Linked DNA regions of Homo sapiens: regions 1 and 3 are each linked to region 2. A link is an interaction called in ENCODE POLR2A ChIA-PET data of the cell type or tissue named here. Cell type or tissue: HepG2. All regions are shown on one strand. Each heading gives the region's core, and the rest is flanking DNA. Links, peaks and the distances in the headings are about the cores only. Region 1 has its middle 36 kb from the start of DLK1. Region 2 holds the start of MIR2392 (microRNA 2392). Region 3 has its middle 23 kb from the start of DLK1.

The links. ChIA-PET counts read pairs that join two places held together with the same protein. Peaks named below come from ENCODE experiments on the same cell type or tissue, not always from the same donor. Only the 100,000 strongest peaks of a DNase experiment are listed, where the experiment ranks them.
Region 1: POLR2A ChIA-PET joins it to region 2 with 48 read pairs; 4 of 35 experiments call an interaction of 5 or more read pairs at or near these places.
Region 3: POLR2A ChIA-PET joins it to region 2 with 102 read pairs; 4 of 35 experiments call an interaction of 5 or more read pairs at or near these places.

What each region holds. Positions count from the first base shown.
Region 1 is chr14:100,758,183-100,768,500 of GRCh38, forward strand. No RefSeq gene overlaps it. Among named protein-coding and RNA genes, the nearest start is that of DLK1, 36 kb to the left of the region's middle. In HepG2, for the core only: no CTCF peak of the experiment used is centred there; a DNase peak (open chromatin) is centred at 4,089.
Region 2 is chr14:100,811,910-100,822,227 of GRCh38, forward strand. It overlaps MIR2392 (microRNA 2392), which reads left to right and starts at 2,582; the gene lies at 2,582-2,665. RefSeq lists an enhancer at 3,252-3,752. In HepG2, for the core only: no CTCF peak of the experiment used is centred there; DNase peaks (open chromatin) are centred at 4,182, 4,892, 5,552 and 6,442.
Region 3 is chr14:100,744,870-100,755,187 of GRCh38, forward strand. No RefSeq gene overlaps it. Among named protein-coding and RNA genes, the nearest start is that of DLK1, 23 kb to the left of the region's middle. RefSeq lists an enhancer at 10,267-10,318. In HepG2, for the core only: no CTCF peak of the experiment used is centred there; DNase peaks (open chromatin) are centred at 5,532 and 6,312.

The DNA.
Region 1 (10,318 bases), core at 1,009-6,008, 56 kb before region 2:
AAAAAGTATGTGCTTTAATCACAACGGAATTAAATGAGAAAACAACAACAGAAAGAAATTTAGGGAATCCAAAGTATTTTGAACTGAATGAGAACAAAAACATGACATGTCAACATTTCTTGATTCGGCTAATGGAGTGCTTAAAAGAGAATACACAGTCTATGTTAGGAAAGAAGGAGGATCTCAAATCAGCAGTCTAACCTTTCACCTTACCAATTTATGTAAGAAAGAACACACTAAATCCAAGGCAAGCAGAATGAAGGAAATAAAGATGAGAATGGAAAGCAAGTTTGTAGAAAAGGGATAGACCACAGAGAAAACCAAAGAAACCAAAAGTATGTTTTTTGGAAAAGATCAACAAAATTAAAAAAAAACCCTTTAGCTAACGTGATCAAGAAAAGCGGGAGACTGCTCAGATAACCAAAATCAGTAATGAAAGAGAGACATAACCTCTGACCCCATAGAATTCATAAAAAATTATAACAGAATACTGTGGACAACTTTACCCCAACAAATTAGGCAATTGAGTAAATGGATAAACTTCTAGCAAAACACAAATCCCCAAAATTCACTCTAGAAGAAGTAGAAAATCTGAATATACTTAGAACAAGCCAAAAAATTGATACTTTTAAAAGTCTGTCCACAAAGGAAAGCCTGAGCCTAGGGAGCCTCACTAATGAATTCTACCAAATGTTTAAAGAAGAAATAATGTCAGGTCAGGCGTGGTGGCTCACGCCTGTAATCCCAGCACTTTGGGAGGCCAAGGTGGGCAGATCACGAGGTCAGGAGTTTGAGACCAGCCTCACCAACATAGTGAAACCCCGTCTGTACTAAAAATACAAAAGTTAGCTGGGCATGGTGGTGCATGCCTGTAATCCCAGCTACTCAGGAGGATGAGGCAGGAGGATTCCTTGAACCCGCGAGGAGGAGCTTGCAGTGAGCCGAGATGGCGCCACTGCACTCCAGCCTGGGCAAAAGAGCGAGACTCTGTCTCAAAAAATGAAAAAAGAAGTTAAAAAAAAGAAGAATTAATGTCACTATTCCACAAACTCTTCCCAAAGATAGAGGACAAAGGGATATTTTTGTCCTTCTTTGAGGCTGGTATTACCCTGGTCCCAAAGCTAGACAAAGACATCACAAAAAAATAATATTACAGACCAATCCCCTCATGAATATAGAGGAAAAAAAACCCTCAATGAAATATCAAAGTGAATTCACCACTATAGAAACAGGATTACATATCATGACCAAATGGAATTTGTCTGAAAAATAAAAGGCTGGATTAACATCCAAAAATCAATTCATGTAATGCACTGTGTTAATACAATAAGGAGCAAAACCCACAAGACCATCTCAATAGACAGAGAAAAACTCATTTGACAAAATTCAGCGAGTATTCACAATTAAAAAAGAAAAAAAAAAAAACCCTCCCAGCAAACCTGGAATAGATGGGAACTTTATTAACCTGATAAAGAGAGGCTATAAAAATCCTATACCTAACGTCAGACTTAATGGTGACAGACTAAATGCTTTCTCCTTAACAGGAGTTGCAAGGCAAAGATTTTCACTCTTGCGCCTTCTATTTAATGTTGCACCGGAGGTTTTAGACAGTGCAGTCAGATGTAATAAATAAAGACATCCAGATTGGAAAGGAAACTGTCTTTATTTAGATGACATGATCTTGTATGGAGAAAATCCTAAGGAATTCACAAAAATACTATGACAATAAATAAAGAAACTCAGCAAGGACACAAGATCAATATACAAAAATCAACTGCATTTCTTTATATTAGCAATGAACAATTGCTAATCTGGAAATGAAATTGAGAAAGTGACTCCATTCAACAGCATCACAAAGAATAAAAGCCTTAGGAATAAATTTAATAAAAGAAGTGTAAGATTTGTACACTGAAAACTATAAAACATTGCCAAGGGAAATGAAAGAATATCTAAATAAATGGAGGCGTTTCATATTCATGAATTAGAAGAATCAATACTGTTAAGATGGCAATTCTCCCCAAATTGATCTGTAGAGTCAACACAATCCCTATCAAAATCCCAGAAGGCTTTTTCACAGAAATTGACAAGCTGATTTTAAAATTTATATGGAAATGAAAAGACCCAGAATAGCAAAAACAATTTTAAAAAAACAAAACAAAACAAGAGGGCTTTCATTTCCCACTTCCAAAATGCATTTTACAGCTTTGGTAACGGAGGCAGCGTTACCTGGTGTAAGAGTGGGCATGCTGCGTAGATAAATGAAACAAAGCTGAGAGTCCAGTGAGAAGCTGTTACATTTACGGTCAATTGAGTTTTGATAAAGGTGTCAATGTCTTTCAATGGGAAAGGCTAGGTTTTTAACAAATGGTGCTGGGACAGCTGACTATCCACATGCAGAAAGGCAAACTTCATACCATTCACAAAAGAAATCGCCCAAAACGACTGTAGGCCTAAATATAAGTGCTTACACTATAAAACTTTCCTTTTAATTTTAATGTTTTTGAGACAGGGTGTCACTCTGTCACCCAAGCTGGAGCACAGTGGCATGAACACGGCTCACTGCAGCCTCAACATCCTGGACTGAAGTGATCCTCCCACCTCAGCCTCCTGAGTAGCTGGGACCACAGGTATGTGCCACTATGCCCAGCTAATTTTTTAATTTTTTTTTTTTTTTTAGGTGGAGTTTCGCTCTTGTTGCCCAGGCTGGAGTGCAATGGCACGATCTCGGCTCACTGCAACCTCTGCTTCCCCAGTTCAAGTGATTCTCCTGCCTCAGCCTCCCGGGTAGCTGGGATTACAGGCATGGGCCACCACGTCCGGCTAATTTTGTATTTTTAGCAGAGACGGGGTTTCTCCATGTTGGTCAGGCTAGTCTCGAACTCCTGACCTCAAGTGATCTGTCCACCTCGGCTTCCCAAAGTGTTGGGATTACAGGCGTGAGCCACTGTGCCCAGCCATTTTTAAATTTTTTGTAGAGACAGGATCTCACTATGCTGCCCAGGCTGGTCTTGAACTCCTGGGCTCAAGTAATCCCCCTTCATCGGCTTACCAAAGTGCTGGGATTACAGGCGTGAGCAACCACACCAGGCCTATAAAACTTCCAGAGGAACACACAGCAGAAAATCATTATAAGCTTGGGTTAACAAAGCTTTCTCAGATTCAACATTAAAAGCATACTGTATAAAGTAAAAAATTGATGAATCGGTCTTCACCAAAATAATAAAATGTTTGCAATTCAAAAGACATCATTAGGAAAATGAAAAGACAAGCCATAGACTGAAAAATATTTGTAAATCGTATATTTGATAAAGGACTTGTGTCGAGAACATACAGATAACTCAACAAGAAGACAAACATCCAATTAAAAAATGGGGAAAGGATTTTAATAGATATTTCACCAAAAAAATAAACAAATGACTAATAAGCGCTTGAAGAGATGCTCAACACCATTAGTCATGAGGGAAATGCAAATGTGAGTCACAATGAGATACCACTTCATACACACTAGAATGGCTATAATTAAATAGGCAGACAATAATAAATGCTAGTTAGAGTGTGTGGAAATGGGCTTTCTCATACATGGCTGGAGGAAATGTAAAACAGTACAGCTACTTGGGAAAGTGTTTTGGCTTTTTCTTTAAAAGTTAAACATTTACCTATTGGGTACAATATTCAATATTTGGGCTACGTGTACATGAAAAGCCCAGTCTTCACCACTGCGCAATATATCCATGGACCAAAACTGCACTCAATACCCCCTGAATCTATGCAAAAAAAAGTTAAACATAAATTTGCTAAACGACCCAACTGTTCCTCTCCAAAATAGCTACTCGAGAGAAATGAAAACATAAGTTCACACAAAACTTGCATGTAAATGTTCATGGTAGCTTAATTTCTAATAGCCAAAAAAAAAAAAAAAGGTAGAAATAACTCAAATGTCCGTCAACTGGTGAACTGACAAACGAAATGTGGTCTATCCATCCAATGGAATACTCTTCATCAAGAGAAAGGGAGGAAGTGCTGATGCAGGCTACAACATGGAGGAACCTCCGAAGACCACATACTGTATGATGCAATGTGTATGAAATGTCCAGAAAGAGCAAATAGAGACAGACGGAAAGTACATAGGCATTTGCCTCCGGCTGGGGGTTGAATGAAGATTAACTGTAAATGGGGCTGAGGGATCTTCTTGAGGTGATGGAAAGGTTCTAAATCTGGATTACAAGGATGGTTGTAAAACACAGCAAATTTATTGAAAATCATTGACTTGCATACTTAAAATGGGTGAACTTTATGATGCAATGAAGCTGTAAAAATAAAGTTTAATGAGACTATTTCTGTGTTCCCTGGCAGAAGAATTTCCCCTTTGAGAACCAGGACCTCCCTGATCACAGGGCTTTGAGTTGCAGGAATAAGAATAACAAACTCTTCAAATAGGTTGTAGGAGGGATTATTACAAGCAGGGCCATTCCTGCTTCTGCCCCTTCGTTCCTGGACCTATATAGGTATACAGGTTAACATTTCTATTTGATCTACCAGGGGCAGAACACCATATCATGGCCATTCATTTAGGGAATTTGCACCTTGGAGGACATGGGCTCATCTTCAGACTGGCATCTCAGCTTTGCCTAAAACAAACCATTCTGCTTCCTATCAGTCCACAGCATTTGGATGGCAGGGTCTGTAACTGATGGTGTGTCCTGTGGTTATGTGCACATGGTCACACCTCTTTTGCTGTGATTTTATGTGGGAGTCCATATTGGTGGATCAAGCACTGTAAATCTTCAGATGGGGTGAGGTGGGTGGGGGGACGGGGTTGAGGGTGAGGTGGGAGCTCTCTGTGACTTTCTGGCCAGGAAAAGCAAACCACTTCCTGGATGTGATGGGGAATTTTATGTGTCAGCTTGGAAGAGGTTAACATTCCAGCCAGGGGCCTTGGGTACAGCGGATTGCCTTCCGCAATGCGGTGAGTGGCATCCTATAGGTGAAGGCTTGAGTAGGGCGAGCCTGAGCAAGGGGAATCCTCCAGAACAGCGGTCCCTAGACTTTTTGGCACCAGGGACCGGTTTCGTGGAAGACAATTTTTCCATGGACCAGGGTTGGGGGATGGTTTGGGGATGATTCAATCTCATTACATTTATTGTGCACTTTATTTTTGTTATTATTACATTGTAATATACAATGAACTAATTATACAACTCACCATAATGTAGAATCAGTGGGAGCCCTGAGCTTGTTTTCCTGCAGCTAGACAGTCCCATCTGGGGGTGATGGGAGACAGTGACAGATCATCAGGCATTAGATTCTCATAAGCAGCGCTCAACCTAGATCCCTCCCATGCGCAGTTCACAGTAGGGTTTGTGCTCCTAAGAGAATCTGATGCCATCGCTGATCTGACAGGAGGCAGAGCTCAGCAGGTAATGCAAGCCATGGGGAAAAGCTTGCTCACCTGCCCGCCGCTCTCACTCCTGCTCCAGAAGGCTGCCTTCAGACTCCATCTGCACCGGCAGCTCTCCTGGGACTCCAGGCTGTCAGCCTCCTGAGCACATGAGCCAATTCCATATACTAAATCTCTCTGTCTATACAGTTGGCCCTTGAATAACATGGGGGTTTGGTACACCGACCCCACCCCTCCGTGTGGTAGAAAATCCACTAGTAACTTTTGACTCCCCCCAAAACTTAATTACCAATAAACAACATACTGTTGATGGGCAGCCTTCCTGATAACACAATTATCACATACTTTGTATGTTATATGTATTATATACTGTATTCTTACAATAAAGTAAGCTAGAGCAAAGAAAATGTTACTAAGAAAAATCATAAGAAAGAGAAAATATATTTACTATTCGTTAAGTGGAAGTGGTCATCAGGATCTTCATTTTCATCTTCATGTTGGGTAGGCTGAGGAGGAGGAGGAAGAGGTGGGATTGGTCTTGCTGTCTCAGAGAGGGCAGAGGCAGGAGAAAATCTTCATAGGAGTGAACCCTTGGGCTGGGTGTGGTGGCTCACCCTGGAATTCTAATGCTTTGGGAGTCCGAAGTGAGAGGATTGCTTGAGGCCAGGATTTTGAGACCAGCCTGGGCAACACAGCAAGATCTCATTTCTACAAAATAATAATAATAATAACAATAATTAGCTGGGTGTGGTTGCATGCACCTGTAGTCCCAGCTACTCAGCAGACTGAGGTGGGAGGATTGCTTGAGTCCAGGAGTTTGAGGCTGCTGTGAGCTGTGATGGTGCCACTGCACTCCAGCCTGGGTGATAGAGGGAGACCCTGTCTCTAAAAACAACAACAACAAAAACCCCCAAAACCCAAAAGCGGACCCATGCAGTTCAGCCCCTTGCTGTTCAAGGATGAACCGTATATACTTGTCCTATTGGTTCTGTTTCTCTAGAGAACTGACTAGTCCCCTGGGTATGTGTCAATTCTGGTCATGATGAATGGCTGCCTTTTCCAGGGTGGAAGGGTGCAGTGTAGGCTCTGCTGTTGCTGGGAGCTCTGGGAGCTCACAATAGGGTTTGTGCTCCTAAGAGAATCTGATGCCATCACTGATCTGACAGGAGGCAGAGCTCAGCAGGTAATGCAAGCCATGGGGAAAGGCTGTAAATATGGATGAAGCTCAAAGGCTCTGCTGCTGCTGGGAGCTCACTGTTGGTTTCTGTTGCTGGCAGGTGGGACATTCAGCCTCAGGAGCTCCTGGGGCTGTAGCAGCCTACGTCAATGGGAGGCCATGTGGCCAGGCCCACGGCTATGGTCACAGCACGGGGTGGCCGATGACAGAGGCAGGCTGACATCAGCTGGCCAAGTCATTCTGTCTCCTAAGGTCTGCATTGCCTCTTCCTTTGTATTGTGCTCAGCGGGCATTCACATGAATAGACCTTCCTCTGGCCACATGATACCCTTTCTCAAAGCACTCCCACCTGCCTCTTCCACAGACCTCCCCCTCCCTGATCTGCCACTCTTTTCTTTCTAGTCTCTGAGAAGTCAATCAAACTATTCTTCACTGGTCAAGAATCCTATATGCGCCATCCTTGAGCCAGGATGCTTTTCATACAAAGTGGATCACGGGGAGCCCCACCTGAAGCTCTGCCCAGTGGGAAGATTTGCCCTCACCATTGCATTCATAGAGCATGGTTCAGTCAAAAAGGCTGCACTCACTTCTGCTCCCTCTCTCTTGGGACACTTGGTTTGGATCCTGGGCCCACCATGTAGAAAATCCAGCTGCTCTGAAGCTTCCTCCTTGGACAGACCCACAGAGACACCCACATAGAGACAGATGTCCAAGGAGCACCAGCTCTTCCAGCTCCCAGCCGCTTGCCTTCCCTGCGCAGGTGCTAATAGGCATCTGAGTGAGTGAGCTTTCAGGTGATTCCAGCCCCAGCCCTAACCCAGATATGTCAGATTTGCCTAGGTTTTGGGAATCCAACCTCTTTGCCAGCTCTGTAATACTTAGAATTAAGTCCTGGGCCAGATCCTCAGCTTTTCTGCCCTCCAGCTGCAGGAGATGAGAGTCTCTAATTTATATGGTACTAAGGAGACCCTCTGGTTATCGTAATTGGCCTTTAATTGGTGATTAACCACCCTCAGTCTTTGATTGTCTTTCTCCGATGCTGCAGTTGCCCCCAGCAACAGCCATCCAACTCCACAGCCCTGTGATGAGTATTTCCCTCGTTCTCCTCAGATACTTGATCCATTGTGTTAGCTGTGCATTCCTTTCTGCTGGTCTTCATTGCACCTCTACCCCACACCGCGGACCATCAATGCTCCCCTATCGCTGATGATAGAGTCCTCATTGCCAGCCATCTGGTGACTGAGCCAACTCCAAAATCCCATTTCAGAGATCCCTGGACCACTCCTGGTGCCATCTGTTGCAGGTTGGGTTCCCTGGCATTTGGTCTTCGAGATGAAACTTGCAGGCAGTGTCCTTTGGACCAACCTGCTGGGACAGGTGCTAAAGTAATGAGGATAGAGCAGAAGCAGCTGAGTTGCGGGGCCATCACAACAAGGGCCTGGTCAATCCCACGGGGCCTCTGAACGGGATGGCCCACCAGAGTCGGCCACCCTGGGGGAAAGGGTGCAGAGTTTTTTGACCCCCATACCTACTGGTCATTATACGTGGACCGCCCTGGCAAGGGGGTATGACCTTGGGTGAGGCAAGTCTGTTAGGATGAGGGCAACCCCCAGAGAAGACTCAGCTGAGAGCTATAAGCTATAAGCCAACTGCACACTTAGCATCTGGGAGTGAGCGCCTCCATCCTGGGTGGTGAGCGTGAAGCTGGGCAGTGTGTCACAGCATCAAGCACATCAACGGAAGCTTTCTCAGTCCATCTGATATTGGGTTAGAACCCAAGCTTGGAATCTGGCATAGAGACTTAAGATACATTTGGGTAACTTCCAGGAAATCCTAGAAAAACAGTCATGAGATCACCATTTTGGTAATCAAAATTTTTTTAGAGACGGGGGTCTGGCTATGTTGCCCAAGCTGGTCTTGAACTCCTGGGCTCAAGGGATCCTCCCACCTCAGCCTCCTGAGTAGCTGGGATTACAGGCACGTACCACTATCCCCTGCTTTGGTCATCAGTTTTGATGGGCTTTGTATGCCATGTTCTGAAAGAATGAAGTTTGCAGTGGTAAAGGTGGTAACTTTGTTTTAATGCTGGGAAAATAAGATGCCTCAAAGCCACACAAAAACACACATAAAGTTACGCATCCAGGTGTAACTGAGCGGAAAGAAGCAGGAATGTTCTTTTTAAAAATAGCACTGTATACTGTATAAAAATAGCATTTATCCAACTCTATATTCATTGATTTGTTTATTAGCAAACTCTCGTGAGCACCCTCTCATGTGCCAGACCCTGTACTAAGAGTTGAAAATCCGCTCATCAGGGTGTTGTTTGGACAATCTAACGTCCTTGCTTTGGAGATCCACTCGGTGAGGTCTTGGGAGGGCTCAAGCGCAGACCTCTGCTTCCTCTTCGTCTAGCCAATCACAGAACACTCCCCACCAGAGGTGGCTCAAGGGGTGGGCATGTGTCCTAAACTGGAGTAATCCATGCCCATATGTTGGCATATGGATGTACAGAGGAAACACACCCTTTCCATCGGCGCTGTGAAACTGGTGGTACATTCTCAGCACAGAGATCCTAGAGGAAGGATCTAGGGCAGGAGGGAAAATGAGGTCAACCAAGAGGGAAGCAGAGATAAAAAGGAGGCAGAGAAAGGATAGAAAGAGAGAGAAGAATAGAGGAGAAAAGAGAAACAGTGTTTGAGCCCCTTTATGTTACAATTCTCAATTCTTACATTCTCTTTCTATCTGCAGCTAGTCTGAGTTGTGTTTCTGTCGCTTGCAACCCCAAGGACCCTCACTGAAGTTCCACACTGGGGTCTGCAGCGGGTCGCGGCTGTTGGTTCCCTGCAAGGCAAACATGTTCCGATTTACCAAGAGCGCCCAGGCACATGGTCCCTTCAGCCTGTGGCTAGGGCTATAGTGCCTTTGTCTCCTTTTACAGAGGATACAGGCTCCATGAGTTTTGGCGAGATTTTTTAAATGTGACAGATGGGAAAGTGTGTTGTAAGCTAAAAAGTACTGTTCTTATGGGACCTTTTATTGCTACTGATGGTGACTCCCCAAGGTCACCTGCAAAACTGGGCACCTCACTCAAGATGCCCTCGAGTCTTTAAGAGCATGGCATTGGGTGCCCTGCAAAGGCAGGGGTAGGTTTTTCACTCGCCAGAGTCCAAGAGCCCAGCCCAGGGATGGCACAGAGCAGGTGCCCATCAAAATCTTTCTGATTGTCCTAAGTAGTTGGAGTCCAGTCCCTGCCCAGAGGAGACTGCAGTTTAGTAGCGGTCACCAAATTTGCAGAGATGCAGGCAAGAAGGAGAATGCTGCATGCTGGGGTGTCAGCCAGGATGCCTGGTCTGGATCCGGGGCTGCCATGAATCCTCTGTGTGACTGCCTGTCCTTTTGCTGTCCTGGGCCTTTGTTCCTCCCCCTGTAAAATGAAAAGGGTGACCAATGATGCTGGTTCTGCCCAGATCCCCTGGGCTCTCACCACTTCCATGGACACTGAGGGAAGGCTCTTGACTCTGCTGGACATGTTTTCTGGCTGGTGGAGAGTGTGGCAGGTTGGACGTGCGGGGAGTTAACGCCCTCAGAGCCGCCCTCCTTGCTCCTCTGGCAGGACACCACCGAGGCGATTCCAGGCTGTCTCCCATGGGTCTGCAGTGGGATTGAGCCCCGGTTCCCCACAGGGGAAGCTGTTCCGTAGCTCTCCCTATGCCGGCTCCTTCCCTTACCAGGCTCAGGTCTCC
Region 2 (10,318 bases), core at 3,371-8,370:
AGCAGCAAGGCTGTCAGGAGACAGAAGAGGCTGGGAAGACCCGAGCTCACTGGGCAGAGGACCCCTTGGTTCTGTGGCCCCTGAAGCAACTGTCTCAGTGGGATGAGGTTTTTGGGACAGTGGTGTCTCTCTCGGGGAGAAGTCATAGCTTGAAGAATTCTCCTCCGCCCTTGACTTGCCCTACCTTCCCTGAGCTCTTTGTCATCTTGTTTGTGTCAAAAAGGGTGGATCTTGTCCTCTGTTTGAAGCAAGAAAAGGAAGTATCTGAGTGGTTAGCCCTGAGGGAGCCTTTTCCTTTTGACCTTTGACATTTGATCTGTTGCCAGTGATGGCAGGAGAGAGATGACGCTACAGGACCCGGCATGGCAGGGCCCCGGTGCTGGGCCTACTTGTCCTCTTAATGTCTCCTTCTCAAGCTGGTCACTTCCCTTGGGGCAGTGGAAGGAGGAGAATGACCTGGATGGCCAGATTGGCACTATCTCAGTGCTCCCATACAGAGCTGGGGCAAGTCTCTGGGCCTCTGTAAACCTCTCTTGAGGCATCTGTAAAAGTGGAGGATGGAAGCTCTGTTGGGGAGGATTTGGTAGTAAAAATAAATTTTAAGAGGAGTCCCGAACTAGTAGCACAGGGAACCCTAAAGAGCCCTGCTCTCCACTGGATGGAGAGCTGGCTCTTCCCAGGTCCCAGGAGGCAACACCGACTTTGCTGAGTCCCAAGCCTATCATGGGCTTTCCCACCCAGCCTGGGGCAAGGAGTGGAATACGCTTAGCCCAGGCAATGGATGGAAGCAAACTCCCCCAAGGAAGGTGGTATTAGTCTCCCTGGCCATTCCCAGTTGGAGTTGATTTGTTCCTTTAAGAAGGGGAAGGATTCTCGAGCACTGGAGTTTTCAGGTCCCCTCCCAGTCTTGAAAGTTTGCAAATGACTCTGTTTTGCGGGAGGGCTGAGGCTGAAGTCCTGTCCATCTCTATCCTCTGACTCTGAGGACTGAAGACTGGGCTTTAGGATCTCTGGGTCTTGAGGAGGCTTGGCACCTGCAGAATCCACTCCAAGACTGCCTGAAGCCTCTCGAGCACTTCTTGCCAGCCACATGTACTCTTTGAGCAAATGAAAAGGGGACTTGGGGATGTAAACTTTCAAGACTGGGAGGGGACCTGAAAACTCCAGTGCTCGAGAATCCTTCCCCTTCTTAAAGGAACAAATCAACTCCAACTGGGAATGGCCAGGGAGACTAATACCACCTTCCTTGGGGGAGTTTGCTTCCATCCACTGCCTGGGCTAAGCGTATTCCACTTCTTGCCCCAGGCTGGGTGGGAAAGCCCATGATAGGCTTGGGACTCAGCAAAGTCGGTGTTGCCTCCTGGGACCTGGGAAGAGTCAGCTCTCCATCCAGTGGAGAGCAGGGCTCTTTAGGGTTCCCCGTGCTACTAGTTCGGGACTCCTCTTAAAATTTATTTTTACCACCTATCAGTGATTTCAAGCCAGCGGTGGGCCACGGCCGGTGCACCGGGGCCTGCCAGTCTGCTCTCCTGTGGCTCAGCAGGATTCACTATTGCTGCCCCGTGGCCCCGAGGTCCCATGGTTGGTAGTGCACAGGCACCCTGTGGCCCTCACTGTGGGGTTGATGTTGATGATCTTTGTGCTGTGATTTGCGGTGTCCCACCATGATTCCTGTGGCAGTGGGTCTGGAATGGCATGCTCCCCCTGGGTGTTTGATGAAGAGTTTGAATGGAAGCTGCCACAAGACTTTCTCCCGAGTTAGGGAAACTGAGAGGCTGCAAGACCCAGCTCCTCTGCGGAGAGTCACCTCGAACTGTGATTTCTGCATTGAGCCGTGTACACCAGAGAGCGGCTAGGATACGGTGATGCCCCTAACCTGGGACAAGTGTGTGTGTGTGTTTTGGGGGGGGCTTATGAGCCTTCTCACAACTGAAGGGAGAATGCTAACTTTCCAATCGGGAGGTTGTGCGCAGATGACACCCCAGCTTCCTTTGGGGTTCTCTGTTATCCGTGTGGCCAAGAACTCAGTTCAACATCCTGAACTTTCCAGTGTCCCTGCCCTCCCAGCAGGCAAAGGGGATGGAAGGATTGTGAATCCAGTTCAGCAGGGTGATGCCTCCTGGCGCAGATGCCAGGCCTGCTTCTTGCTGGGTAGATCTGTGCCTCAGTTTCCTCATCTGTAAAGCGGGCATGGTCAAGGACCTACCTCTTGGGTGAAGATTAAATGAGCTATTAATAAGGATAAAAAGCTCTTCAAACCCTGCCTGGCACATACTAAGTGCATGCTAAATGCTGTACTCAGTTTGCAGACTGATAACGCTGTGCCGGATGTCCTTGTCGCTCTGTGTCTCTTTGCGCTGTGCAAGTATTTCTGCAGGGACAATTTCTAGGAGTGAATGTCTGGGCTGAGACTCGTGTGCATTGAAATGCTGGGTACATATTGCCAGAATGCCAACCGAGAAGTCACACCTAGTTAGACTGCAGACATAGTGTAAAGTTGATGAGAGAAGCTTCGTGGGATGGGGTGGCCTTCTAATGGTATCTTAAGGAACTAACAGTAGTCCCGCAGGAATATTTTGATATGGTCCCTCCCAATCCAGCCATTCCTCAGACCAGGTGGCTCCCGAGCCACCCCAGGCTGTAGGATGGGGGTGAGAGGTGCTAGATAGTCACAAAACTGAACTAGCCTGAGCGGGGTGAGGGCCTAAAGCAAACACAGCCTCAGCACACGGTCATGCTGGGGGGATTTGAATCTTGGTGTAGAGTGGCAGAGATGGGGAGTTTCCACTTTATTTAAAGGGAACGTGAGTTCAAGTGTGAAAATCTTGACCTAAGGGAACACAGCTCGGCTTCTGTGCTCTGTTCAGCATAAACTTTTACTTGGGGGCTTGCTGGCCAGGCTGATCTCAGATCTCTGGCCCAGGGATCCCTGACCCAGCCTGCCAGGAATGTGGGCTGTGGGGATGAGGCCATCTCGACTTGGCACAAAGGGCTCCTAGAAGTCATTCAAACCCCGTTTCTGCCGTGCATTGCCTTCCCCTGGATTTGGGACCTAGGTACGGCATAGACTTCACTATGCAAATGAGTGATGATTTCCGCCGAGTGCCCAACCCCCTTCCCCAGAGGTCTAAGCTGTAAAGCAGAGGGTGGCCCAGGAGGTGCCCCAGAAGGGTTGTAGGCTAAGCTGCTTCCTTCCTACCTTCTGGTCAAACGCATACCCTCCCATGGTTCTTGTGCCTTCAGGCTCCCAATTCACAGAATACACAAGGACTTGGGATGAAGCCGGAGTGACCGTGGGCTGCCCTGCGTCTCCCAGGTTTCTGGAGCTGTGTGGCTAGGGGCTCCTTGGAGCCAAAATAGTTTCTCATTGGGGTGTCTGACCCATAGGCCTAGGACCCCCATTTCTCCTGGCCCAATCACTCACCAGGGAGGACATGGCACACGCAGAGTCAGCATGGCTGCCAGGTTCCAGGCCCTTGTTACATCTTTGCCTTGTTCATTTGGGGTTGCTTATTTCAAGCCTTTCCCTCCAGGAAGTACTACCTTATGTTCTAAACAAGCCCCATGATGCTACATGTATAATTTGAGATGCTATGATTGGGATGTGGGAGATGGAGCTAGCGCCTGCCTTCTTACCCCTTCCAGGTCCACATTTCTGTGGCCCTGGGATGGGCAGGAGGGAGCCTTCCCATTCCAGGTGGACGTGCTCTTCCCCTTTGGTCAGGATGGCAGGCCTGCGGAAACCCCTGCCAGAGAAGCGGTTACCGAAACGGGAGTTGGAGAGGTCTCACCAGGGAGCGCTGGAGACCTTAGCCCGTTCACCTTCTCCCCTCATCTTCCTCCCTCTACCTCCTGCCCCTACACTCACCCTAGCCTCCTGCCCAGCCTGGTGGGAGAGGTCAGCTTATATAAGGTCCCCTGGCCACTTCCTGACCTCCTCAGGGGGGATCTTCAGCCTAGGTCCACTCAGATTTCTCCAAATTAGGGCCCCGGTATGGGCTGTGGAAACCAGCCCTAAGTCTGGGCCTGAGTCATGCCTGCTGTTCAGGGCTTACGGGAGGGCCCTTTGTGTAACTCCAAAGCAGGGGACCGGGATTGCACACTCAAGCCTTTCAGGAACAGCTGAGGCTGGGCAACCAGACAGTTTTGCTTGGATCTCTGGGGTGGCCACGTGGCCATACATTCAATGCTCTGAGATGCCTGTGCCCTAAGCTAGGCAGGAAGTGACTTACAGCTGAAAACAGGATTTGAATGACTTCTGCTCCGGGGAGGCCCCTCAGTATAAACAGTGAGAATTTCTGGGAAATGTACATAAGGCCAGACTCTCGGGAGGGGATATGGGCCCAGATTCCTGATGCTCCCACCGAAGTGAGAGGTGCCAGCTCTTCCTGGGCATCCCAAACCTCCACGGGCTCTCTCTTGTGGTTAAATGACAGCGTCTTACTTCTCATTTCATCTTCCCAGGGAGAGCGTTCACTCACTCTCAGGGCCTGGGCTGAGCAAGCTAGCCATCTAACATCTAAGCAGAGGCATGCAGAGTGCAGCCTGAACACAGTAGGTGTGCAGCTCAGCTCCCTTGTTGGCTCTGAGCTCAGTGAGGCAGGGAGCTTGACCCATCACTTGTCATTTTATCCCTAGCCATTGGCATGTAAAATAATGCCAGCCCTAGGCACCCAGGAAGTACTTCCTGAATGGAATGAATGAATGGATAAGTAAGACAATCTGGAATTGTCTTTTAAAGTTGCCAGAACTCAGGCTAAAGGTGCAAATGCTCTGCTGGTGTATTTTGAAGCAGCCTCTTCTGAGTGTGCCTGGCCTGGCCTCCCTGCCTATGTTCCCTGTGCTCCCTACTCCAGAGTTCCACCTCCCCAGCCCTGGACCTTGACCCTCAACATCCCTATTTAGTTGGGTAACGTGTGAGGCTTTTAGAAAATAGTCTGTCGCCAGGAGTGGTGGCTCATGCCTGTAACCTCAGCACTTTGGGAGGTTGAGGTAGGAGGATCTCTTGAATCTGAGAGTTCCAGACCAGCCTGGGCAACATAGAGAGACTCTGTCTCTTAAAAAACAAACGAACAAACAAAAAAACTTGATGTAGTGGGAAGCGCCTGTAGTCCCAGCTACTTGGGGTGCCGAGGCAGGAAGATTGCTTGAGCCCAGGAGTTTGAGGCTGCAATGAACCATGATTGCACCACTGTACTCCAGCCTGGGCAACAAAGTGAGATCTCGTCCCAAAAAAAGATAAATAAAAAGAAAATAGTCTGTTTTAGTCTGTATTCAGAGCAAGCCTGTGGCATGAATATCAACTTTCCTGTTTTTGCAGGGGGGAAACCGAGGCCTGGCAGGGCGAAGTGGGCAGGACCCTTCTCAAAGGGCCAGGGTGCTAGTGGCCACTGTCCTTCCCCCACCACCTCCACGCCCCCATCCCCCCACAGTTCACGACTGCAAAGGCAGCTTTAGGTTGGGAGCTGGTGGAGCAAAAAGGCCGTTCAAAGGCAGCCTTCGTTTGCTTTTCCTTATCATCACATGTGCAAGGGCAGCTCCGTTTACCTAGAGGCAGGCGTCTTTGAGCTCATCCTTTCCGCAAACACCTAAAGGGTATGTTGAACATTTGAGCCCCTGTCTCAGAGGGCGCAGCGTTTGCACAACATAAGCCCTGGCGGCTCGGTAGACGGGTATGGGGGGTAGACTCAGGTTTCTGGATGAAGCACTGAGAGCCAAGGTGACCTGCGGTGTTCCGGGATGACCTTTGGTGACCTTCGGTCCTGTCCAGTGACCTGGGGTGGTGAAGTTACCCCAAATGGGAGGAAATGAACTCTGGGTGGGCGAAGGCTGCAGGACGTGTTGGCATGATGGCTGTAGAAAGTGCACACCAGGGCTGGTGTGGAGGGCGCCTCGGCTGCTCTGAGAATCTTCCACTACCCCGGCCTGGGATTCCCAGGAAAGGCTGGTGGTGGAGGCCAGAGAGGCTCACAGCCCTTGTCAGCCAGGCCTGGAGCCGTTCCTGCAAACAGGAGCCCGATGTAAAGGTTCTGAGCTCTGCATTCTTGTGGAGTGGGTGGCACTGTGAGGCCTGCTCTCCTTGGGGCAGCGGGGGCTCTCTGCAGGAGGAGGGAGGATGCCATTTGGGTTACTGAGCACCTACTGTCTCATTTAACCTTCTCAACACCCGGGGGTGGGGGGGTGGGGGTAGGTACTATTATCCCTATTTTACAGGTGGAGAAATTGAGGAGAGGTGAAAGGATCCCAGCCAAAGTCAAGTGGTGGTATCAGAATTCAAGCCAGGCTGTCTGAGTTGGGAGCCTGTGTTCTCACCCACCTTGCCTCATGGCCTCCTCACTGCCAAATGTCCCATGCCAGGCTGCAGAGTCCCCACCCCAACCAGGAACAAGAGAGCCACAGGAAAGACGGCAGGGGCAGGCCAAGTGTCATGGGAATATTTTTATCTGGAATATTTGTTTTCCCACTGAGCTTGTAAATGACATCTCAGATCCCACACTCTGAGACAGGAAGTCCTAAGTAGGAAGAGAGCACCCTACCCAGCCCTTGTTGGCCACAAGGAGGGAGGGCAAGGGGCCAGGTGGCTGTGTTAGGGTGGCCAGCCTAGGCTGCTGATGGCCAGTGAGGCTCAGCCAAAAGGCTGGGAGTGGGGATGCTTGTTTCTCTTTTCCCTCTGACCGATTATGGGGACTGGCAGAGCCCATCCCCAAAACCACAGAGGGGCGCAGCTGTTTTGGAAGGCATTTCAGAGGAAGCATTCAAGTCTGTCCCAGACTGTCCCACATCTGTGGGAAGGGAAGGGCAGCAGGGCACCCATGGCACAGGCCTTTGCTCATGGACCTAGCTGATATATTGGATTAACTATTTAAATTTAAATTTTTTTTTTTTGAGATGGAGTTTCACTCTTGTTGCCCAGGCTGGAGTGCAATGGCACGATCTCGGCTTACTGCAACCTCCGCCTCCCAGGTTCAAGCGATTCTCCTGCCTCAGCCTCCAGAGTAGCTGGGATTACAGGCATGTGCCACCATGCCTGGCTAATTTTGTATTTTTATTAGAGACGGGGTTTCTCCATGTTGGTCAGGCTGGTTTGGAACTCCTGACCTGAGGTGATCCGCCTGCTTTGGCCTCCTAAAGTGCTGGGATTACAGACGTGAGCCACCGTGCCCGGCCAAACTTTATTTATTTATTTGTTTGTTTATTTATTTATTTATTTATTTATTTATTTATTTATTTATTTTTGAGATGAAGTCTCGCTCTGCCACCCAGGCTGGAGTGCAGTGGCACCATCTCGGTTCACTGCAACCTCTGCCTCCTGGGTTCAAGTGATTCTCCTGCCTCAGCCTCCCGATTAGCTGGGACTACAGTCACCTGCCACCATGCCTGGCTAATTTTCGTATTTTTAGTAGAGACGGGGTTTCACTACATTGACCAAGCTGGTCTCGAACTCCTAATCTCAAGTGATCTGCCCGCGTCAGCCTCCCAAAGTGCTGGGATTACAGGCATGAGCCACTGTGCCCAGCCAGGTTAACTTTTACGAAATTACAAAATAAAATTTTTCTTCTTACAAAATAAATGCAAACTACATGGAAGACAAGAAGGTCTCTTCATCCTCACTCCATGTCATATGGCTAGGGCCTGCCATAAGTACAGCACACATTTTTCCCCAATTTAATCTTCTCAACTGAAGAAGGTATTTTGTCCCCATTGTACAGATCATGACAATGAGGTTCAGAGAGGTTAAGCAACCAACCCAAGACCACACAGGTAGCAAGTGGACTAGCACCTGCAGTCTGATGTTGGGGCCCAAACCTTCAATCACCAGGCAAGACTGCCGGTCACCCTGCAAGCTGCACTCAATGGTTTGAAAGAAAGGCTGCAATCAGCATTTGTGACATTGTGTTTATGGGGTGGTCAGCCATCCCGCCAGGTGCACAACGTGTGGCTCGGTAGACTCTGGGCAGCACAGGCCACTGCATGGAGTGGCACTCACCCTGCACTGCCATGTGCTGCCCTCTGTTTGATTCTCATCTCCTTTCAGCGTCAGACAGCGGTGGCAGGCAGCGGTGGCAGGCAGCGGTGGCAGGCAGCGGTAGTAGACTGATGCGGTAGGCAGTGGTGGCAGGCAGCGGTGATAGGCAGCGGTGGCATTGGTGGCAGGCAGTGGTAGGCAGCAGTGGTGGCAGCAGTGGAGGGCAGCAGTGGCAGGCAGCGGTGGCAGGCAGCGGTGGCAGCAGTGGTGGCAGGCAGCGGTGATAGGCAGCGGTGGCAGTGGTGGCAGGCAGTGGTAGGCAGCGGTGGCAGGCAGCAGTGGAGGGCAGCGGTGGTAGGCAGTGGTGCCAGGCAGCGGTGGAAGGCAGCAGTGGTAGGCAGTGGTGGTAGGCAGCGGTGCCAGGCAGCAGTGGTAGGCAGCGGTGGCAGGCAGTGGTGGTAGGCAGCAGTGGCAGTGGTGGCAGCAGTGGCAGTGGTGGCAGCAGTGGTGGTAGGCAGTGGTGGTAGGCAGCGGTGGCAGGCAGCGGTGGCAGTGGTGGTAGACTGCCGTGGTAGGTGGAACTCATCATCCTATCTCCCAGGGATTGTCACTTTCCCCCGAGCCCTCATGAGCTTCTGAGCAGCTCTACGAAGCAAGAGTCACATGGATTTGGGCTTTTTGAAGAAAGTTCAAGGAGATTCCTACCTTTGCTGGTACCCTCCTCTGGGCGTGGGCTGCGACATGGACATCAGCAAACTTAAGCTCAACGAGGGAAGATTGTGTGCCCTCTGGAACCTCTGACCGCTGCCTCTATGTGCACGGGCCCCTAATCACAGTGCGTCTCCTACGCACCCTTGGCTCCCCCAGGAGCTGGTGGCTTCTGGGTTAGCTCTGAGACAGAGGTATCACCAGGCTTGGCTCAGGGAGGCCAACTGTGTGCTCTGGAACCATCCAGACCCTCAATGTTTAAATTGAAAGTGTGCCCAGCCTCGGCCCCCTTCCCTTTGACATTAAGACTTAAGAAGTTTCTAGTCCTTGTTGAAACCTAGTACAAATGCCTCCTCTAGGAGCCTCTTGGGTGGGGTGGGAGTTTTTCAACTGTCAGCAATCTTTTAGTTAAAAAAAAAGAAAAAAAGAGCAAACTTTCCAGTCCTGTTCTACCTGGAACACAGTTTCTCCTCTGGGGCCCCTCCCCAGGCCTCTGCAGTTCTCTGTCAACACAGCAAAAGCCACCCCCTCCCTAGCCGCAGGCAGTTGAATGGAGCAGTTCTTTGCTCCACCGAAGGAAATATTTCCATGGAGTGGGGCCAAGAAAACCCCTTGCTTGAATCTGGGGCTGGCCCACACCCAAAGCCAGGGGGCCCCGGGTGGGGGTGGGGTGGGCAATGTGGCTGTCTTTTCCTAGTGTCAGGATGTGACTTCTAAAATCCAACCCATGGCAGTGGTCTGCTTCACCAAGACCCCGTTCTTGGCCTGCTTGGTCTTCTCGGAAATGGATTTCTCTAGGTCCCCCCAGTAGGAATGAAATCATTGAAGTGCACTTTTTTTGCTTTTACCAGCTTGGAATTTGTTCACCTCTGTGGCAGGTTCAGGAGAGTCCTTCCAAAGATTGGGCGCAGCTAGGTGACTGCCACTGGCACCCACCTCTGTGCCCACCCCACAGCTATCACTCATGCATGAATGCCTCTGTCCAGGAATGGGGACTTATGCTATGCAGGACATGAATCCTGGGTCTCTTGATTTTTATTTACTTAACAGGAAAAGATTTTTAAATTGAGGTCAATAAAGAAGAGGCTAAAATGGTCACTTTTCTTGTACCGTTACATTAAAACGAATTTTTTTTTTTAACAGTTGGGGTCTTATTATGTCACCCAGGCTGGCCTTGAACTCCTAGGCTCAAGTGATCCTCCCCGCTTCAGCCTTCTGAGTAGCTACGACTATAGGCATGTGCCACTGTGCCTGGCTTTGGACTGCAGCATTAAAACACACAAACACACACACACTATAAGAGGAATACATGCCAGTAAAGGAATTCATAAAAGTAGAAAGGAAGAAGAAAATTCACTCAGAATCTATCCATCCAGCACAACTAATGGTACCATTTGGGGGCATTACCCTCCAGCTCTTTTTCATTGGCACTAGTTATTATAAAAAGTAGTCCCAAAGAGCAATGTCCCCTGCCTGTCCACATACCACGCTCCTCCAGAGGCTGATGAGGAAAAGGGCAACTCTGTGGTTGAACATTTACTCTTGGGTTACTGTTAGTCAACGGGGAATGGCTGGAAGTCTAGCTAACTCAAATATACAGATGCGCTGCCTTGAAACCCAGCAGTCTACCTGGAATTAAACTTC
Region 3 (10,318 bases), core at 4,297-9,296, 66 kb before region 2:
GGAAATAAATCTCACAAAAATTCGGGGACTTCCCAGCTTAGGGAAAATTCTAGGAGTCCAGTAGTTTTGGAGCATGTTGAAAGATTCTTTCCAAGGTGAAAGGAAAGTTGCTTCATCTGGTATCTCCTATCGGCATGAAAGAGACACAGCTTCCAGTGCAGCTCTCTGGATTTCGGAGGCGGCATATACATAGCCATGCATCGCAGGATGATGTCTCCATCAGCCACAGACTGTGCATATGAAGGTGGTCCCATAAGATTAGAATGGAGCTGAAACGTTCTCTTGCCTAGTGACATCATAGCTGTTGTAATGAGGTGGTGCTGTAATGCATTACTCGCATGTTTGTGTGATGTTTGTGTAAACAAACCTACTGCACCGTCAGTTCTATCAGTCTACCACATGCAGCTATGGACGGTACAAAATACTTGATAATGAGAATAAATAACTATGTTATGGGTTTATGCATTTACTCTATTATACTTCAATTTTTATTTATTTATTTTTCCCGAGACTGAGTCTTGCTCTGTCACCCAGGCTGGAGTATAGTGGCACGATTTTGGCTCACTGCAACCTCCACCTCCCAGGTTCAAGCGATTCTCCTGCTTCAGCCTCTCCAGTAGCTGGGATTACAGGTGACCGCCACTGTGCCCAGCTAATTTTTTGTGTTTTTAGTAAAGACGGGGTTTCATCATGTTGGCCAAGCTGGTCACAAACTCCTGACCTCATGATCCTCTCAACTTGGCCTCCCAAAGTGTTGGGATTACAGGCATGAGGCACCACACCCGGCTCTATTATACTTTTAACTGTTTAGAGTGTACTACTTTTACTTATAAAAAAACAAAGTGGGGCCAGGCACAGTGGCTCAATCCTGTAATCCCAGCACTTTGGGAGGCCAAGGTGGGCAGATCATGAGGTCAGGAGATCGAGACCAGCCTGGCTAACACGGTGAAACCCCGTCTCTACTAAAAATACAAAAAATTAGCTGGACATGGTGGCGTGCACCTGTAGTCCCAGCTACTTGGGAGGCTGAGGCAGGAGGATCGCTTGAACCCAGGAGGTGGAGGTTGCAGTGTGCCGAGATCACACCATTGCACTCAAGTCTGGGTGACACAGCGAGATTCCATCTCAAAAAAAAACACAAAACAACAACAAAACAAAAAACAAAAAACAAAAAACAAAGTGAACGGTGAAACATCCTCAGGCAGGTCCTTCAGGAGGCATCCAGAAGAAGGCATGGTTATCACAGGAGATGGCAGCTCCATGCTTTCCGCCCCTGAGGATCTTCCAGAGGGAAAAGCTGCGGAGGTGGAAGGCAGTGATACTGATGATCCCGACCGTGGGTAGTCCTAGGCTTATGTGTGTGTTTGGGTTTTAGTTTTTAAGAAAAAAGTTTAAAAAGTAAGAAAAAATTTAATAGAAAAAAGCTTATAGAATAAGGATATAAAGAAAGAAATATTTTTGTACAGCTATACAATGTTTGTGTTTCAAGCTAAGTGTTAGTACTAAAGAGTCAAGAAGTTAAAAGTGACTAAAATGTTTACAAAGTTAAAGAGTTACAGTAAGCTAAGGCTGATTTATTATTGAAGGAAAAAAGCATTTTAAAATAAATTTAGTGTGGCCTAAGTGCTCAGTGTGTATAAAGTCTACAGTAGTGTGCAGGAATGTCCTAGGCCTTCCCATTCACTCACCCAGAGCAACTTCCAGTGCTGCAAGCTCCACTTATGGTAAGTGCTCTAGACAGGTGGACCAGGTTTTATTTAATTTAATTTAATTTATTTATTTATTTATTTATTTATTTATTTATTTACTTACTTAATTAGAGACAGGGTCTTGCTCTGTTGTTGCCCAGGCTGGAATGCAGTGGCGTGATCTTGGCTCACTGCAACCTCCACCTCCCAGGTTCAAGTGATTCTCCTGTCTCAGCCTCCCGAGTAGCTGGGATTACAGGCATGTACCACCAGGCCTGGCTAATTTTTGTATTTTTAATAGAGGTGGGGTTTCGCCAAGTTGGCCAGGCTGGTCTCAAACTTCTGACGTCAGGTGATCCACCCGCCTCGGCCTCCCAAAGTGCTGGGATTACAGGCATAAGCCACCCCGCCTGGCCAGTTTTTATTTTTTTATACTGTATTTTTACTGTACCTTTTCTATGTTTAGATACACAGATACTTACATTTTGTTACAATTGCCTGTAGTGGTCAGTACAGTCACATGCAGTACAGGTCTGTAGCCTAGGAGCAATAGACCATACCACCTCGCTCCGGTGTGCAGTAGGCTGTACCATTTAAGTGTCTGTGAGTACACTCTATGATGTTTGCACAACAACGCAATTGCCTAATGATGCGTTTCTCAGAACATACCTCTTTGATTAAGTGAGGTATGACTGTGCTTGGGCGTGCTATTCTGACTCATTTACTGAGTGATGTGAAAATCTGCCAATTTTGAGAGAGACCCAGAACAAGAGAAGGCTGCACAGCAGATCCAGGCTGCCGTGCCAGTGGCTCTGCCTCTTGGGCCATATGAACCAGCAGATCCAGTGGTGTCTGCAGTGTCAGAGGCACTTCCCTGGGGAGTTGTTCCGAGCTTTTGGCACCCCCTCCCAGGTGAATCACAGCACAGACCATTCACATTTTGGAGTGAGGTGCTGCCCTCCTTTGTGGAGAACCACTCTCCGCTCGGGTGTCATTGAGAAACCACTTTTGACTTGCTCCTGGGCTTCCACAGAGATTGAACTCTTTTTTTTTTTTTTTTTTTTTAAGACAAAGTCTTGCTCTGTTTCCCAGGCTGGAGTGCGGTAGCGTGATCACAGCTCACTGCAACCAACTCCCCGGTTCAAGCAATTCTCCTACCTCAGCCTTCCAAGTAGCTGGGATTACAGGTTCCCAACACCACGCCTGGCTAATTTTTGTATTTTTAGTAGGGATGAGGTTTCACCATGTTGGCCAGGCTGGTCTTGAACTCCTGACCTCAGGTGATGTCCCCATCTTGGCCTCCCAAAGTGCTGGGATTACAGACATGAGCCAGTGCGTCCGGCTGAGAATGAGCTCTTGACCATGGGCAGCCAAGTTACTAGGTGACCCGAGACACTCACTGTGGACTAAGTACAGTCAGACCCACACAGCCAAAAGGTTGGTCGTGCACAGTGGTACTCCTGTGTCGCATGGAAACGAATGTATAGGCTCAGGCTGGAGCAAATGCTTTAGGCAAAAGCAAGTTGAGTGAGAAGCAACTCAAGGCCCTGCGTGGTGGCTCACTCCTGTAATCCCAGCACTTTGGGAGGCCAAGGTAGGTGGATCATCTGAGGTCAGGAGTACGAGACCAGCCTGGGCAACATGGTGAAACCCCAACTCTACTAAAAGAAGAATTAGCCGGGCGTGGTGGTGGGCGCCTGTAATCCCAGCTACTCAGGAGGCTGCGGCAGGAGAATCACTTGAACCTGGAAGGCAGAGGTTGCGGTGAGCTGAGATAGCACCACTGCACTCCAGCTTGGGTGACAGAGTGAGACTTTGTCTCAAAAAAGGGGGAAAAAAAAAAAGAAGAAGAAGTGACTCTGATACTCTGAAGCTTGCAGCCCCTATTCTCAGCTGTGCCACCTTCTCTCTATCAATCTGTATTGATGGCCTCAGGGGAGGTCCCCATGATCAGGTCACTGAGGAAGGCATTTCCATCCTGGTTTATAGATGGTTCTGTGTGACACACAGATACTACCCCAGCGCAGACAGCTGCAACAGGTGGCCCCGCTCTGAAATGGCCCTGAAGGCCTGTGGTGAGGGGACATCCTACCAATTCGCAGAATCTGGGTTGTTCATTTTGTTGGAAAAGAGAGCTGGCCAGAGATACGGGTCTGTATTGATTTGTGGGCTCTGGCTAATGGTTTGGCTAAGCGGTTAGAGAACTGGAATTGGAATACAATTGAGAAACCAGTGAGAAGAAGGTCTGAGGAAGTGGGTAAGTGGATAGACCTCTCCAAATCAGCATAGAGTGTGAAGATATTTGTGTCTCATGCGAAAGTTCAGTGAAAGTCATCAAAGGGTGATCTCAGCAGAGGAAGATTTTATTAACCAGGTGGATGGGATGACCTGTTTTGGGGATGGCAGTCTCCTCTCTGGCCTATGCTTGGGTTTGTCATATAGGCTCCTGAGCAAAGCAGGAAGGAGTGGAGGTTGCACACTCTCAGCCACGTCTGCTTCCATTGCACAAAGCCAATCATCTACAGCCACTGCTGAGAGCCCGATGGGCCACCAGCAGAGACCGGCACTGAATCCTGCCATGGTCCGCTTCCCAGGGACCGGCCAGCCACCTAGAGGCAGACGACTGCACTGGGCCACTTCATCATGGAAAGGGGTAGCACTTTGTTCTCGCTGGAATAGATATTGACTCTGGATGAAATTTGCCTTCCCTGCCCTCAATGCTTCTGCCAAAATGTACACACATGGGCCTACCAAGTCCTTTCGGCATTGACACAGCAATGACTACCTTGAGCTTGTCTCAGTCCATTTAGCATTCCCATGAGGACTATGAGAGACTGGATAATTTATAAAGCAAGAGATTTATTTGGCTCATAATTCTGCACACCATACAAGAAGCATGGTGCTGGCCAGGCACGGTGGCTCAAGCCTATAATCCCAACACTCTGGGAAGCTGAGGTGGGTGGATCACCTGAGGTCAGGAGTTCGAGATCAGCCTGGCCAACATGGCGAAACCCTCCCTTTACTAAAAATACAAAAATTAGCTGGACGTGGTGGCATGTGCCTGTAATCCCAGCTACTCAGGAGGCTGAGAGGCAGGAGAATCACTTGAACCCGGGGGGCGGAGGTTGCAGTGAGCCGAGATTGCACCACTGCACTCCAGCCTGGGAGACAGAGCAAGACTCCACCTCAAAAAAAATAAATAAATAAAAATAGAAGCATGGTGCTGGCACCTGCATCTGATGAGGGCCTCATGGTTCTTCCACTCCTGGTGGAAGGTGAGGAGGAGCCAGCATATGCAGAGATCACATAGCAGCAAGTAAGGCAGAAGGAAGGTGCCAGCCAGGTGTGGTGGCTCACGCCTATAATCCCAGCACTTTGGGAGGTCAAGGTGGGAGGTTCACTTGACCCCAGGACTTTAAGACCAGCCTGGGCAACATGGTGAAACTTCGTCTTTATAAAAAAAAAAAAAAAAAAAATTCAGCCAGGCATGGGAGCTGTGCCTGTGGTTCCTGCTACTTGGGAGGCTGAGGCAGGAGGATCGCCTGAGCTGGGGAGATTGAAGCAGCAGTGAGGTGAGCCGTGATCACGCCACTGCACCCCAGCCTGGGCAACAGAGCAAGACACTCTCTCAAAAGAATGAAAAATAAAATAAAAAATAAAAAAGAAGGAGGGTGCCAGGCTCTTTTCAACCGCCAGTTCCCGTGGAAACTAAGAGCCTGTTCATGAGGGATCTGCTCCTCTGAGCAAAACACCCCCCCACCAGGCCTCCACGGCTAACACCCAGGGCCAAATTTCAAGAAGAGACTTGATGGAGCCAAACAAACCCTATGCAAACTATAGCAAAGCTGGATGTTGAAACTGCCATCCGGTCACTTTGAGCTCCTCATACTGCTGAGTCAACAAGCGAAGAAGGGGGGTCACTGTACTGGCTGGGGTGATTGATCCTGATCAATCCCGATCAAGGAGAGATTGGATTGCCAATGCACCCATGAATTGCAGGAGACCCTTGGGTGTTTTCTATTCCTCCCCTGCCCTGTGATTAAAACCAATGAAAATCTTTACCAGCCCAATTCAGGCAGAACCTCCAATGGCCCAAAGTCTTCATGAATCAATGCTTGGGGCACTCTACAAAGCAAAAAACCATGAGTAGCTGGAATGCTCGCTAAAGCCAAAGGGAATATGAAATGGCCATTGGAAGGAGTTAGTTATCAATGCCTGTTAGGACGATGTAACCAGTGGCAGAAATGAGGACTGTAATAACCATGGGTCTTTCTTCCTTATTTTGAATATGTTTATATGTATGTGTATTTTTTGTTTTCTTTTCTTATCTCATCATCTAGCATAAGATGCGGAACCAGTAGTTAGCTTCGTATCTCAGTATCTAGGCTGCAGAATTTAAAACAGGCAGTGTGAGTGAGCTAGAAGAATCAACCTTGTCCAAAGGGGAAAAAAGGACTTTCTATCCTCTTCTGGGGAAAGGTTAGTGTATTTGTAGGTATAGGCAGGGCTGTTGTGTAATGTGTAGCTGTAAGATAGTTGTGTAATCCAGAAGGATGACTTTGTGAGTCTCATTCATACTTTGGAGAGGAGATGGGGCCTGGGTGTCAAGTTGACAAGAGGTGGACTTTGGTGTATGGGTAATGTATCAGCTTAGCGAGGCTGAGTTATGTTACCCAGAACTTCCTTTCCTGTGTATTTTTGGTGAGAGTGGGCCACAGTATTGACTCCGGGGAGACTGAGAAGGCAGGGTGAAGGAACAGCCGTTGTGTAACTCACCTATGAGGTTGCTGATATTCCGATCACCTCATTGACATGAGACTGGCTGGGCCCATGGCTGCACCACACCCCCGGATCCTCCTTCTGCTTCCCTGGCTCCTGGGCCAGGCATGTGTGTTTCGCTCTGCGATGAAAGCCCTGGGATCCTGTGGGCTACTCATACCAATTTTAGAGGCAAAAAGAATTGAGCCGGGTGTGCTTGTCCTTGTGGGGCCCGCTCTGCTATGGACCCCGGCTCGCTCTCGATCTGCCCACTTTACATTTCTCTTGCCTTCCCCACTGCCTTCTGTTCTCCGAGCTCCAGCCTCGGATGCAAAGACAACAGACTTACAGAGACTGCCTAGCCAGGCCCCACAGTTGTGTGAGGTCAACTCCCTGCAATGGATCCCTTTCTCTCCCTCTCTGTCTGAGTGGCTCGGCTCCGCTGATGGGGTCCTGGCTTGTACAGTTTCCAAGCCATGGCTCTCAACTACTATGTGACTCAAACCCACCATTGCAGTGGGTGTTGGAAGAGACCAGTGCGACAAGACACATGCGAAAGGGTTTTCACCTTCGTTCACTTAGGAAATGCGTCCCAGCCTCTTCTAGGAGCAGTGCCCAATGTGGGTACTGCGGACACATCAGACTCAGTCCCTCATTTGAAGTTGTTTCCAGCTTAGGCCTTGTAAATTCTATATAATTGTCAGAAGTTATTATAAAAATCCCAGAGGTGGCAGTTCTTCTGCAAGCAACATTTTTCATCATTGGTATACAATGATGAGACATTGGCATACAAAAAGATTTAATTACCTATTCATAAAACAGTTGCCCTCAATTTTAGCATCTGTCAATTAGACTTTTTTGTGTGTGCCACCCTTTTCTCCCTGTCTGCTGCCAGAAAAATAGAGGAGGAGGATTCATTCATGTTAATTGTTGGGCTTAATTATGGTTTTTTTTTTTTTTTTTTGAGAAAGGGCTTCATTCTGTTGTCCAGGCTAGAGCGCAGTGGCACGATCATAACTTACTGCAGCCTCAAACTTCTGGGCTCAAGTGATCTTGTCTCAGCCTCCTGAGTAGCTAGGACTACAGGTGTGTGCCGCCATACCTGGCTAATGTTTAAAATTTCTTTCTATTTTTTTTTTTTGTAGAGGCAGAGGTCTAATTATGTTGCCCGGGCTGGTCTCAAACTCCTGGCCTCAAGGGATCCTCTTGCCTCAACCTCCAAGTAGCTGGCACAACAAGTGTGTGCCACCACGCCTGACTAATTTTTACATTTTTTGTAGAGATGAGTTATCGCTGTGTTGCCTGGGCTTAATTATGCATGATTGAAACAAGAGAGTGAGATACCAATTGTTGCAGGTGGGGTTCCCCTGGAAGTATACACTGAGTGGAAATTTATGTACAAGAGATTTTTTGAGAAATGTTCTCCTGATCAACACCTCCCGAGGAGGGTGGGGGTGAAGGAACCAAGAAGGGCGGTGGGATGAGTTTAATTGCTCTGCAGTTGCGACAAAGTCTCAGACAATCCCCATGGAGCTTTAGACATCCTCTCAGAGTTGTCCCACATTGGGGTGGGGGTTGGGGAGGAGTCTTTGTATCTCCATATTGACCTATCTTTGGATATGGATTGCCACAGGAGAGGGCCTTTGACCGTGGGCAGTGAGGCTTTCTTCAGCCAAAGGCATGGCACCAGGGAGAGGTGGACCCAGCTGAGTGCTGTCAGCCACCAACCATTCCAGCAGCTGGGGAAATTAATGCTTCAGTCCCAAATAGCACAGGTTACAGTCCACACCTCATGCCACTTGACTCCCCTTATTTCATATGATAATTCCTGAGAGCGACTCCTCCTGGATTCTATGGGCCTCTTTTCCTGGGGACAAGTTGCGAGAGGAGCATTGCTGGGATGAACCGACTGCCCCGACCACAGCAGCTGATCTTTAGGCCGTGACTGATGCTCATTGTCTCCCACCTCCACCACCCATTCCAGGTTTTTCTCATCCCATTGTAGTACCTGTAATGATCTAGGCGGCTCATAGGGTTGAGTGACTCAGACCCTCATTTCTGAGGGGTCTGAAACCTTCGTCACCATGCACTGGCTTTGGTCATGACTGTGGCACTTGCCCACTTATGATCAAATTGGGCCAAACTGTGCCAAGAAATGCCCAGAAAATAACCTGGGTGCCAAATGTGTTCCTTCCTGGCTCCATAATGTAATAGAAACCCTATCTCTTTCTGATGATCAGGGTTGATTTCTCCTGCCAGAATGGTGACCCCTTTCCTTGCCTACTGGTCTCTTGATAGGAGGAGCCTGAAGTGACTGGCAGTAGTGGAGCTTAAAGTTAAATGGGGAGAAAGGTGGAAGGAGGACCACAGCAAATCCTGTCCCTATAAGAACAATGATAAAATTGGACAAAATTGCCAAAAACAACCATTTCGGAACTCTGGACATTAACCAAAGACAAATAACAAATGGAAAGACATTTATTTAATAAAAACAGCTGAGCCTTTGTTGACAGTGGCGGGGTCTGTGCCATTTCAACACAGGGCTGCTCCCACCCACCTCTCTCTGAACTCTGTGGTGTGGCAACCATAAACCCAGAAGTCTTGCTGCTGCTAGAGGGGGCTGATCTAATTTGGAGCTCCATAGAAAAGCACAATGTCCAGAAACACTGTCAAAACAGAGGCCATCTCTATAGCAGACAATCAAAGAAGGCCAATGTCACAGCTACCTAAGTCTGTGACACTGACTTGGGAAAGCAGCAACCAGCCAAAAATTTACAAGAAAGAGCTGGGAAATAAGACAACCATAGGGGCTTTGATAAACCTGACACATTTCTAAGAATCTGGAATGCTGTGCACTTGCCCAAGGTGTAGGAATGTGCAGGAGAGAGTGGAGAGGGCCCAGTTATCTGTTTGTTCCTGGCTGACCACGAGGCCCTGCACAAACAGCAAGTGAAGGTGGGCACACTTGTAAACTGCCTGCCCTCTGAGTGTGTGCCTCACCACACCAAAGGGCAGAAATCTTACTGGCTGAAGGTGTTTAAGCAAAACCTCTGACCAATCATTGGCTGCCTATTAAGGATGCTTACCCAGATTATGCTTAATCTATAGAAAAGGTTTAAAATGAAGGCAGGAATTAAGCAAACAAACAAATAAGATTTCCATGTTTGCACACTGGAGGGGAGACCGGCTCTAAATAATTTATCCAGGCAAGTCACTAAACACACAAATAAATGCAGCAATAGCCTCTAGGGGAGACAAATCAGAACTCAGATTTGTTATAATATTTATCCAAAGCTTCTAGTTTCCAAAAACATGGTGAAACATACAAATAAATAGAAAAATGTGGTCATACACAGAAAAGAAGCAGTGCATACAAGCTATCTCTGAGCAAGCTCAGATATTGGACTTGGTAGACAATGACTTAAAATAATTTACTATAAACATGTTCAAAGGTCTAAAGGAATCTATGTTTAAATAATTAAAGCAGCTGGGTGTGGTGGTACATGCCTGTAATCCTAGCTCCTCAGGAGGCTGAGGTGGGAGGATCACCTGAGGCCAGGAGTTTGAGACAAGGCTGGAGAACACAGCAAAACCCTATTTCAAAAAAAAAAACAAAAAACAGAAAACAAAGAAATAATGTAAAGTATGAGACAACAATGTCTAACCAACAGAGAAAGTCAACAAAAAGATACAAAGTATTAATGAGAACTATATAGAAACTTTGGAATTGAAAAGTATAATACCTGAAATGAAAATTTACTAGAGGTGCTCGACAGCAGGTTTGAGCTAGAGGAAGAAGGACTCAGCAAACTTGAAGACAAGCAATAGAAACCATTTAGTCTAAAGAACAGAAAGAAAAAAGAACAGAATAA